2 separate regions of the Homo sapiens genome follow, and region 2 is linked to region 1. Evidence: chromatin loops called from intact Hi-C (ENCODE). Cell type or tissue: dorsolateral prefrontal cortex. All regions are shown on one strand. Links, peaks and the distances in the headings refer to the core of each region. The heading gives the core; the rest is flanking DNA. Region 1 has its middle 100 kb from the start of TPM1. Region 2 overlaps LOC105370854 (a long non-coding RNA gene).

What was found. Peaks named below come from ENCODE experiments on the same cell type or tissue, not always from the same donor. Only the 100,000 strongest peaks of a DNase experiment are listed, where the experiment ranks them.
Region 2: a loop joins it to region 1, with 2.8 times the contacts of the local background. A loop is called at or near these places in 4 of 110 quality-filtered maps.

The regions. Positions count from the first base shown.
Region 1 is chr15:62,939,819-62,942,731 of GRCh38, forward strand. No RefSeq gene overlaps it. Among named protein-coding and RNA genes, the nearest start is that of TPM1, 100 kb to the right of the region's middle. In dorsolateral prefrontal cortex, for the core only: no CTCF peak of the experiment used is centred there; a DNase peak (open chromatin) is centred at 1,163; H3K4me3 peaks cover 592 bases; H3K27ac peaks cover 2,292 bases.
Region 2 is chr15:62,851,159-62,854,071 of GRCh38, forward strand. All of the region lies in intron 1 of LOC105370854 (a long non-coding RNA gene), which reads right to left. Among named protein-coding and RNA genes, the nearest start is that of MIR190A, 29 kb to the left of the region's middle. In dorsolateral prefrontal cortex, for the core only: no CTCF peak of the experiment used is centred there; no DNase peak of the experiment used is centred there; H3K27ac peaks cover 1,650 bases.

The DNA of each region.
Region 1 (2,913 bases), core at 158-2,657:
CCCTCTGTCACCCAGGCTGGAGTGCAGTGGTGCGATCTCAGCTCACTGCAACCCTCCACCTCCCAGGCTCAAGCAATCCTCCCACCTCAGCCTCCCAATTAGCTGGGACTACAGGCATGCACCACCACGCCCAGATAATTTTTTGTATTTTTTGCCACATTGGCCAGGCTGGTCTCAAACTCCTGAGCTCAAGCGATCTGCTGTGCCCTCCTCAGCCTCCCAAAGTGCTGGGATTACAGGCATGAGCCACCGTGCCCGGCCTCATTTGTTCTCTTTAAGTTCAGTTTTCTCACATGTTAAATAATACCTATCTTGGATTATTGTCTAGGTGGAGGGAAATGATGTTGCCTACACCCAGCATGGCGCCAGACCCATTTGAAAATATGAACTTCCTTGTCTGACTCTAAATGAGAAAAGGGGGATGCAATGAGCTTTGGCGGGTGGACTGGGTGTGGATAAGTGGGAAAGACAGATGGCATCCCTCCTCATCAGCAAATTCCAACTCACAGAACAAGGCAGTCTTTGGAGAGAGGCATGTGGTAAGTTATCCTAGGTACACGTTCAGACCCTGTGCCCAGGGACCAAAACAAAAGGTTCCTGGGAGCAGAATGCAAAGGACCACACTCAAGCCGAGTAAAGAGGGCTGCAGGAGTCTGCAAGAGCTGGGAGCTGCCACATGAACTTGCTTTGGGAGAAGTCCATTTGCAGGGGGTTGCACAACCCTGGAGGCTGTGCTCTGTACACCTGGGAAAGCATTGTTAAGTCCTGGGACCTGTAAACTGTTTTCCCTGGTAGTTGAGCCCTGTGACTTCCCCAGCTGCTGAGTCCAGAAATGAGGAGTGCCTTGGCTTCAGTGTCAGAAGCAGCCCCACTCAGTTTCTCAGAACACATCTGTGTGGGTGTCTGACTGTCTCTCTATGTCTCTGTCTCTGCTTCTCTCTCTGTCTCTTGCTGTCATTCTGTCTGTGTCTGTCTCTCTGTGTGTTTCTGTGGCTGAGTCAGATGGAGGAGTCCTCATGTTTCACTGCTTAGCAGTTTTTGTCCTTCCTAGTACCCGTTCCCAGCCCACAAGATGCAGAAAGAGCTGTTGCTAGCGTGAGTTATTTTTGTCAGCTGAGTCACCACGCCAGAAAGCAAGAAATGACCCGCTTTATGTCTGCTCTGAGGAGCTGGAACCAGCTGGGATCTCTGGACCACTGAAAGCCCTGGAACATCGCCCACTTGAGCCCAGCGTCCAGCCCCTAACTGGAGAGAGGCAGCCAAGGACACACTGAAAGGCCCGGCCTGTCCCACCCCTGCCATCAAGGCCTGCCCTGGTGATGAAGACTGTCAGGGGTCACCAGCTCCCATCTGCAGCCTCAGGGCTTTACTCCCTGCTGAGAGGGACTGCTGCTCATTCTGACCGTATCATGGTTAATCCTGCCCCAGTCCTTGGCTGCCTGGCCCATGAGACTGTGTTCCTTCGGGCGAGGGAGCACGCCTGTTTATAGCCCTTTGGCACATATCATAGTGGCTGGGACATAGTAGGTGGTCAATAAGCATTAGCTCTGTTCCCTTCACTGTGGCTCTGCAGGCAAGCCAGCTGCATCTCAGCTCCTCTACCTTTGGCCTCATTCCTGCCTAAAATGCCCTCTCGTTTCCTCCCTGTAGCCACATCCAACCCAGGGTCCTAGCCCTGGCCCCGTCCACACAGCCTGTCCTCCAACCCTGCAACCCCCTAAGATGCTTCCCCTCTGGACCCCACAGCACCTGCTTCCCTTCACTCCCCTGCACCTCCTGAAATCTTAGGCATTTGTGGACATGCATATTTTTCTGGGAAATCTTAAAGGAGTCCTTGGCCCCCAAGAGGTTTAGAACTACTGGGAGGGAATGGGGAAGCCTGGAAGGGTATTGAATGATACATTCCTTTGGTAAGACAGACCTGGCAGGGTACAGGGGGTTCTCTTCCATTTCTTTTGTAGGGCTTCCTCTTTGGGTGGGAAACTTTGAGGAGGCTCCAGGGCTGTGGACTGTCAGGGTGTGCTTTCCCTGTGACAGCATTCAGATAAGATGAGTAGTCTCTGTCTCTGTCTCCCTCTCTATCTGAATAACAAGGCTTGTTGTTTCTGTAGTTTTTCATTTTATTTTTCACATTCTGGACATTTTTAAAGCAGAAATCATTTTAGCTCACCAAGAGTTGAAATTAGAGAGAGAGTGAATCACCTGGTCTCATCTAAAGTAGATAACAAAGCTGAGTTTGGTGAGAGCTGCAGTAAGCCATTTGCTTGGACACCATGCACAGCCGCAAGAAGTGATACCTCTTGTAAATAAATCACCCACTGGCAGCCTCACCTTGGAATATTTATAAGGAAACAGACCTGGGAAGGACAAACTGTAAGTCTAGGCTGCAAAGATTATTGGAAGAAGCACTTTACAGTGTATACAGAAAGTTTGATGCTTGATCACCTACAGGAAGACAGAGGAGAAAGAAAGGAAAGCTGCCAGTTCTATTAGGCAGGGAAATGGTGTATTTCATTTTCAACGGTGGCCTGTCCTTGTGTATATCTGTGAGTCTTTCTCACTACAGGATAGGGAAACATACAGGGAGAGTCTGCCCATCCTCCTTCCTAACCTCCAAGCTTTGGCAAGCCAGCCCAGGGCAGGATGCCTACGATGCCTGAAGGGGTCCCCAAGTTTGCTCCCAAATTACGTCAAAGCCCCAATCTACACCATAGGCCACAGGAAAGCCCAGACTGGCCCCCCTTCTCTGGTTGTAATATTGATGAAGTGCTTTGGGTGAAAGAGGATCTTCCATGGAGAAGAGATACAGCTGGGCCCAGTGAAGTATCCGTGTACATTTACGTCGGTGCAGAGCCAGACGCTGCAAGTGGACTCCCAAGTTCAACGAGCACAGTGTAACCTTAAGCAAGCTGC
Region 2 (2,913 bases), core at 222-2,721, 89 kb before region 1:
CGTTGATTTCGAAGCAGCAGTAGCAGCAGGGGGAAGACATTTCCTCGGGCAGGGAATCACTGAAAGCTACAGAGACGAGTCTGGCAGGAAGGAGACTCAGCCCCTGCATGGCGGGGCTGGTTGTCCTTTGTGCTCAGTGTCTAGCTCCTAAGTTCCGCACAGGGGACAGAATCTGGGCTGAAATCTGAGACTTAGGTTCTGGTTCTGGCTGGGTGATCTTGGGCAAATTTCTTTATTTCTTGGAAACTTTTTGTTTTTATGTATTAACAGGCCTTTTGCCATGACTCTGAGTCTGGATGGTGAATATCCTTGATCTTTGGCAGCTACCAATTCTTTGAGAATAAATTATATACTAGGTGCTCTACTGGGTGTTTTATGAATATCGTTATTTTCCTCATCACAGATAACATTTATTAAGTGCTTACAATATTCCAGTCGACTACAGTTCCAAGGGCTATTTAAATACTGAGGTAGGGTCTAACCCCATTTTATTTTTTATTTTTTATTTTTATTTCTTTGAGACAGAGTCTTGCTCTGTTGCCCAGGCTGGAGTGCAGTGGCGCGATCTCGGCTTACTGCAAGCTCCGCCTCCCGGGTTCACGCAATTCTCCTGCCTCAGCCTCCCGAGTAGCTGGGACCACAAGCACCCGCCACCCCACCCAGCTAATGTTTTTGTATTTTTAGTAGAGATGGGGTTTCACCATGTTAGCCAGGATGGTCTCGATCTCCTGACCTCGTGATTCGCCCGCCTCGGCCTCCCAAAGTGCTGGGATTACAGGCATGAGCCACCATGCCCAGCAACCCCATTTTATAAATGAGGAAATGGAAGCACAATAAAATCAAATGCAACTAGAAAATTTTGTGCAACTAGGAAACAACAGATCCAAGAAGCAAACCCTGGCAGCCTGGCTCAGAATTTGTATCCTCGACCACTGTCTTCTATTATTATTTGTTATTTAATTTTTATATAACAACATTATATAAATGGAGCATTATATCCACTTTATGGCTGAGGATACTAAAACTGAGAGACATCTTACAAGTCAGCCAATATGACACAGCTTTTAAAAGGTGGAGCCAAGAGCTAAACCGAGCTGTGCTATCCAAAGGTTTCCACCACCCCGGGCCACCTCTTTACAGATCAATACACCCACAGAGAGAAGACTCCAGACTCCAGGGTGACCACTGCAGCTTGGTGGATTTGATCTTGGAGGTCTCCATTTTTGTAGGCATGATGAGGATGTCAAAGTCTATTTTTCAAAAGTTAAAAAAACATGGCTCATACAAATATACAGTGAGCATGTGTCAAAGATTTAACTCACTAATCAAAGAACCAGCACAATGACAAGGTTCATTTAAAAATATGTAGAATATTCATCATCACTGAGAAAAAAGAATACTGCAATTAAGATTCCTAAATTAGTTATGAAGTTAATTATCCTATCAGGCAGCAAAACTATAACCTTTGGGGTTGTCATCTATCCTATCGGAGAAAATTACAGCACTTCTATTCAAGAATCCAATGAGTCTCTTATAACTGAACATCTACCTGGGGTAATGTAATATCCTCATCAATAGAAAATAGATCAAAACAAAGGAATATATCCCTAGAGAATGGCAGAAGCCTCGAAAGGATCTGTGAGTGAATTCCAAGTAAGTGCGGGGTGTTCTTTCTAAACACAGGGCACTGAGCCAGTGCCCAGCCATGGCATTGTAAGCTAGAGAAGCACGATGTCTAGATGAGAAGACCAACAACAAGGTTCAAAGGGGGTGCCACCATTTTGTGTGCTTGTGCTATGCTCTCTGAGCCACAGCTTTATTTTCTGTAAGAAAGAAGATTCTGTTTTTTAATTGGGAGAACAATTCTCTCTCTTCAACCTCACAGAATTTTTGCCAGGATCAGCCAAGAGTGGACATAATAGGACTGGGTCAGTGATTGCTCTGGCTTCTGATATAAGGGAACAACCATTGGCCTCAGCCCCTGGAGGCCCCTTAACCCCTTAATGGAAAACTGTTTTTTTCCTTTTTTTTTTTTTTCTTTTTTGGAGACAGAGTCTAGCTCTGTTGCCCAGGCTGGAGTGCAGTGGCACAATCACAGCTCACTGCAGCTCAACCTCCCCAGGCTCAGGTGGTCCTCCCACCTCAGCCTCCGGAGTAGCTGGGACCACAGGCACACACCACCATGCCTGGCTAATTTTTTGGTATTTTTTGTAAAGATAGGGTTTCACTGTGTTGTCCAGGCTGCTCTCAAACTCCTGAGCTCAAGCTATCTGCCTGCCTCGGCCTCCCAAAGTGTTGAGATTACAGGTGTGTGTCACTGCACCTGGCCTGGAAAACTCTTATGTGGCAGGTGAAAAATGTAAAAGCCCTCAGCTTTCTGTGATGTTCTAGCAAACACTGGCACATCCAGAGGAACATGTGCCACTTTCGGGCCAAGCCAGCAAAATGATTACGAAAGTCTTTGAAGACCTAAGTCACATTAATGACTCAGAACTGCTGTGTTTTTGACAATGAAGCTTTGGATGGACACACTGACCCAGTGTCGTCTCACCAACCATCCCAGGGTGAGCTCAGAAGGGGACATATGTCACAGTCTTAATCAGCAATTGGCAAGTTTTTCCTTTAAAGGGCCAGATTGTAAATATTTTAGGCTTAGCAGGCCACATACAGCCTCTGTTGTTGCATTTTTTTTAATGTGCATGTTATGTTTTTTTTTTGTTTGTTCTAACATTTTAAAAATGTAAAAGCTATCCTTGGCTCACCTGGCTGTGCAAAAATAAGCAGCGGGCTGGATTTGGCTCATGGACTGCAGATTGCAGGCCCAGGTGTTCCTGGCTTATTTGCAGGTGGTGGAAAGACCACAGGCTTTGGAGCTGAAACTGACTTTGAATCCTGCTGTCCTCACTTTCCAGC